Regions from separate parts of the Homo sapiens genome. Here region 2 is linked to region 1. A link is a contact called in ENCODE Hi-C data. All regions are on one chromosome and are shown on one strand. Each heading gives the region's core, a stretch centred on a gene start or an enhancer-like site at or near the end of the contact. The rest is flanking DNA. Distances are from core to core; before and after follow the strand shown.

The links. A loop is a pair of places that touch in the nucleus more often than their neighbours do. Pooled maps may share reads with other maps.
Region 2: a map of naive thymus-derived CD4-positive, alpha-beta T cell shows a loop between it and region 1 (8-fold over the local background). The contact joins the promoter of SCAF11 here to the promoter of YAF2 in region 1. A Hi-C loop is called at or near these places in 1 of 168 maps with a recorded cell type or tissue (naive thymus-derived CD4-positive, alpha-beta T cell), 1 of 37 single-sample maps with no recorded cell type and 6 of 50 pooled maps.

What each region holds. Positions count from the first base shown.
Region 1 is chr12:42,236,935-42,239,634 of GRCh38, reverse strand. YAF2 (YY1 associated factor 2) reads left to right here and starts at 1,387. Exons shown (of 4, transcript NM_005748.6): 1 at 1,387-1,480; 2 at 1,911-2,036. The coding sequence starts at 1,455. It overlaps LOC124902920 (a long non-coding RNA gene), which reads right to left and starts at 1,190. Exons shown (of 2, transcript XR_007063279.1): 1 at 908-1,190; 2 at 357-498. RefSeq lists silencers at 642-781, 972-1,211, 1,262-1,641, 1,742-1,811, 1,932-2,261 and an enhancer at 1,595-2,096.
Region 2 is chr12:45,989,314-45,992,013 of GRCh38, reverse strand. SCAF11 (SR-related CTD associated factor 11) reads left to right here and starts at 1,440. Exons shown (of 15, transcript NM_004719.3): 1 at 1,440-1,661. RefSeq lists enhancers at 327-526, 1,007-1,076, 1,087-1,286, 1,005-1,718, 1,527-1,736 and 1 more and silencers at 1,407-1,456, 1,797-1,896, 2,297-2,366.

The DNA.
Region 1 (2,700 bases), core at 138-2,637:
CAAGGTCTATCAGCTAAGAAACAGGAGAAGCAGGCTGAGAATCCTGGGCTTCTGACTGTATTATTTCCTATGTAGTTTAGCTATAAAATTATTTTACATGAATTCGGACTTGATGTAAACCTAGAAAGATGGACAGAAACAGCACAGTTAAAGAGGGATATACTTTATGCAGAAGTAACCCATGTGCATGAAGGAAGGGTTCTGGTAAGGGAATGAATTTCATCTGCACTCTTTGTCAGGAGGCAGCTTTCCTTATGGGAGAGGGAGGCAGAGGTAGGGAAAATGTGTGAAGCCTTTGAATGCCAGGCTAAGGAGTGTGGGCAAGTCGTTAGTGGTTCTTTATCAGAGTGGTGGCATAGTATTAACAGCATTTTATTATTAATCTGGTTGTGGATTACTGAATACATTGGGGAGGTAGAAGTGGAGCTTCGGAGACCAGTTAGATGGCTGTTGCTGGAGTCTGGAGTATGAGGACCTTTAGTATGTTGACGTAGAGACCTGGGAAGGTGTTCTTTTGTTAGCAGACAGCGTTGAGGGGACATGCAAACTCCTTATATTTAAAAAGGACTTATGAGTATATAGGGGTTTCTTTCAAAAGCAGCTACTGCAGAGGCCTGAGAGGCCAAAAGGGCGCGTTTGGAATTAAAACAGAGTTAGACTCTTGGCTTTGTCATTTTCTAATTATATAGCCTAGAGGAAGTCACCTAATCTCTCTTGAGTCTTGATTTCAATTCCTCTAAGTTAGGGTTGACAATCCCTACTTGTTAGAGCATCTGTGTGCATAAACCAGACAGTGCTTTAAGGCATGTAGCAATGGCGCTGCGTGTTGGTTCCCGCCTTCCCCCCGGTATACTGCAGGCGGGGGCTGGGTAGCTAAGGACAGCGGAGGCCAGGAAAGTCGTTCTACCTGGAGATCCCGGGCTGGCACTTCTGTCCAGACCTGGACAGGCCTCCGAACGCCGGCCGGCCCTACCTTGGACCAGGCTTCGCACGGGATGACGGAGCATCCCCTGCCAGTCGGTGGGACAGACGTTTTCCTCCTCAGAGGGGCTCTGGAGCGCGAGGCAGTCCCCGGCAGCCGGGGGTACCAAGGGGGCAACGGGGGAACAGCGCGGAGAGGCGGCGCCGGCGCCCGAGGCAGCCGCGGCCACCGCGGCCACCCCCGCACCGCCCGCCGGCTAACTCGCCGCGGGTGCTGGGCCGCGCTGGCCGCGTTTGAAGTCTCCGGCGCGGCTGCTGGTTGGCCGGCGAGGGTCACGTGCGCCCAGGCAGGAGTTTCCCCGACAGCTGGAGGCTGCGTGGGATCCGGCGGCGGCTCCCGAGCGCGGCGGTGCGGCCTTCCCCGCCCCCTCCCTCCCTCCTCCCCCGCCCGCTTCCGCCCGGCTTATTATCCTCCTTATTGACAAACAGAGCGGTCGCGGCGGCGACTCTCGGCGTGCGGTGATAGCCAAGCCATGGGAGACAAGAAGAGCCCCACCAGGTAACAGCGCCCGGGCCCCGGGGCCCGGACTGTGCGGGCGGCAGGGCCCTCGTGCAGGGCTTCGGGTGGCCGCCTCGCTAGCCGCCCGGGCACCGGGGCGAGCACGGGGGCAGCGCCGCTGGTGTGCGAGTGCTGCCGCTTGAGGGGGCCGGCGCCGGCCGCCCCACAATGGAGCCGCGATGGCGGCGGCGACCGGAGCGGCCGCCCGGGTGTCAGAGCGGCTGTGGCGGCGGCGACTGCGGCCGCGCTCGCGCCCTGCCTCTTCCTGACTCCCTTCCCCCTCAGCCGGAGCGCGGCGCGCCGAGGGCCCGCGGGGCGGGGGTCGCAGAATTGGGGCGGGGGGCGGGGCGGGGGCGGCCGCGGGGCCCGGGCACCGGGCGCGGCCTGCTGGTGACCCCGCGCCGCGTCGTGTCCGGGTTGTGTCCTGCAGGCCGAAGCGGCAGCCGAAGCCGTCCTCGGATGAGGGTTACTGGGACTGTAGCGTCTGCACCTTCCGGAACAGCGCCGAGGCCTTCAAGTGCATGATGTGCGATGTGCGGAAGGGCACCTCCACCCGGTGAGTCCCGGGCCTGCCCCTCGCGCCGCCGGCCGGCGGGGTGGCGACCAGAGGACGCCCTTGCGGCTGCCGCCCCCTCCCATGACACTGGCGGACCCGGCGGGAGGAGGCAGACGGAGGTGGCTGTGGCGATAGGAACTGGGTCACATTGATCGCAACCCAGGCGATGGTTTGCGGTGAGGGGTAATTGAAGAGGCTGTAACGTTTTTTGCTGCCAAGAGAGAATAAATTATTTAAGGGAGGCATTAGCTACTGCGATTTAATTCGTATCGCTGGGTGTAATGCCCCTCTCCCCATTCTGGGTATAAAAATGTTGGCTGCATTGTTGTGTTAGTGTGTGGGGATCAAGGAAAACCCATAAAATCTCTTTAGGAGCAAAGGATGTAATTTAATTTCGTTCCTAAAGAAAGAAAAGTATCTGATTGCAGAATACACAATATATTAAAACTTATTTTTCTACATGTACTTCTGGAAGGGTCAGATCAAGGTTTTATTTAGTGTTTTTATTCCAGTACTCTAATATTTTATAAATAAGTAGTTGGAGATGAGCCCAGTCACAGGAACAGATTTTTACTGAAAGTACCTTTATATCTTTAGTTTGATTAAATGGCAGTCTCTTAGACAAATGAGATGAAAAGATCTCTGCCTATTTTCAGACTTTATT
Region 2 (2,700 bases), core at 191-2,690, 3.8 Mb before region 1:
GGCAAAGTGGGGAGGAAACTCATCCCGGGCAGGCGTCAGGGTGGCTGGAGAGCGCAGCACGCGCGAACAGAACGGGGGCAGGCGACAGGAAAACGTGTGAGCGCGCGGCTGAAAGCGACTGGGACCTGGGTGAGCCGCGCGCGGGGAGCAGAGCTTAGTCCTGCGGGAGCCGCAAGCAGGACAAGGGCGTGGGTGGGAGGACTGGAAGGTCAGCTGGTAGATGGGGGACACTGAGGGCAGGCAGAGCAACCGGAAGCTTGCTGCAGTCGACGAGAAGAGAAACTAGGAGGTTAAATAATCAGTGACTTTGAAAAAGTCAAAATACCTCCGAGGTAAAACAAAACATTTAACAACCCGCCGGGGGAAAAAGTGGAGGATGGCACACACGTCACTATCTAACCACAACGCGGAGGCCTTTTAAGTAAATAATGATAAAGTTTTTGTTGTTGTTTGAGACAGGGTCTCGCTCTGTCGCCCAGGCTGGAGTGCAGTGGAACGATCTCGGCTCACTGCAACCTCCGCCTCCCGGGTTCAAGCGATTCTCCCACCTCATCTTCCCGAGGAGCTGGGACCGCAGGTGCGCGCCACCACGGCCGGTTAATTTTATTTTTTGTAGAAACGAGATCTTAATACGTCGCTCAAGCTGGTCTCGAACTGCTGAGCTCAAGCGATCCGCCAGCCTCGGCCTCCCAAAGCGCTGGGATTACCGGCGTGAGCCACCGCGCACCTGGCCCAAATTTAATTTTGTGATGTGGGGTTAAGACATGGGAAAGCCCCTAGGCTCGGGGAGTCAGGCGGGAAAGCTCTCCCCCTGGCATCTAAAAAAATGCCCACCAGAAAGGAGGAAAGGTGGGCTTCCAAATTGCCGACTCTTCACTCCACAGGCTGCATTTCAGGTGGGCAGCGCAGCCAGGTGAACACTCAATCCACCGCAAACATGCGGACACTCTTTTCAATATCAGATTACCATAAAGATAAGGAGCACACCCTGCGCAAAATCCTTCCTGTCCAGTTCCCTTAAAGCCTCTTTCATTGTCCTCCGCGACGCAGCCTGTAAAACTGCCAAAGGAGGGCAGAGGCCAAAGTCCACGCGCTGCGCATGCGCACCATCCGCAGTGTGGGCGAAGGGCGGTGCTGGAAGGACGTTTCCCAGAAGGCCCCTCCAGCGCAGCTGCCCTTCCTCCCGCTCACAGGCCGCGTGACGTGACTCCACCCACCACGCTTCTCGGTCTCAAACAGCAGTTTGCCAGCGCCCCCCTGCGGCCCAACTGGGTACTACGAACATGCACTCAGGGCCAGAGCGAGCGAGTAAGCAGAATGTGGCGAGTCCGGCTGCCGCCGTCGTCACCTTAGCGCGCCGACAGCGAGGGAAGGGAGGAGGAGGGAGACGCGCAGGGAGGGGAGGGGAGGGAGGAGGCTAGACAAGGCGGGGGAAGGGGGAGTAGCGGTGGCTTAAGCCGCGCGGAGCAGCGCAACCTGGGTCGCTCCCTGCTTCGCCGCCGCCTCCGGACCGAGCCAGCGGAGTCAGTGTCCTAGAGACCCTGTAACACCACAAAGCGGACGAAGGAGTCCATGTTGGGGAACTTGGCAGCGGAGTGACTGGGACCTGGGAACCTACTGTGGGGCCGCGGCCGGACCGAGCGCCTCGACCTCGGTCTGAGGTAAACACTGGTCGACCCGCGGGGTGGATGGGCTTGGGCAGCTGTCTGGGAGAGACGAGGGTTAGCGGCCGGCGCAGAGCGCTGGAGCGGGCCTAGGGCGACGCGAGGGCTGACAAAGTTTCGGAATCTCGCGCGGCCCGTGCGACGTCGTGCGCTGGGAGGAAAGTTGGAGCTACCTCTCGAAGTGGGGGAGGCTGCGGCCGGGAGGGCCCCTTTCCCTCTCGCTGCCCCGCGAGGGAGGCTCGGCCCGGCCCTGGGCCGCCGCCGCCTCTCTGTCGCACTCTGTCCCATTTCCTCCTTGTGGCCTACGCGTCTCCCGCCGCCTTAGCTGGCGAAGCCTGTCCCCGTCCGGGTGCAGGGTCCTACGGGGGGGGGGGAAGGGGCTCCACGCCAGAACCGCCACAGACACCCTCCTCCCTGCAGTGGAAACGTGTCCTGCTGAGCTTCCGGGCGCTCCCGACCGCGGTGTCGGCTTTTCTTGGGAGACTTTGGTCGCGAGCGTCCAAGCCCGCTAGTGAAACCAAACTTTACTACGCCGTGACCTCTCGAGTGCGCGAATGGGGAAGAGCCGGCGCTTCTAAGCATCAGCCTTTTTCACTCCTTGATCTGAACTTCAAACTACTCATCCACCCCCAGTGTTTTAAATTCGCTACCTGGGCTGACAACTACGGGGCCGGGAGATATAAATTTAGCCTAATCAGTCGCCCCTTCTGAGACCTAGGAATTTTGAACCATTAAAAAGATTTCCTACAGATGGCTGGCGGTCTTGCCACCAACACGTATTTTGAAGTATTGTTTCAAAAGTAGACGCCTGATTTAGAGTACTTGATTTAGACATTCACGGATTCAAATGTTGAATTTTGAAATACTTCCAATATATTTCCGTATTGTATTACATACAGTGTCTACCAGCTGACTGTTGTTCATTCATTTTGGATTACATTTTGGCTAACATGCTACCACTGACCTAAGATACTTAAGCAAAACTGCTGAAAAATGTTTTTAATGCTTTGTGTAGTAGATGCTGATGTTAAATTTT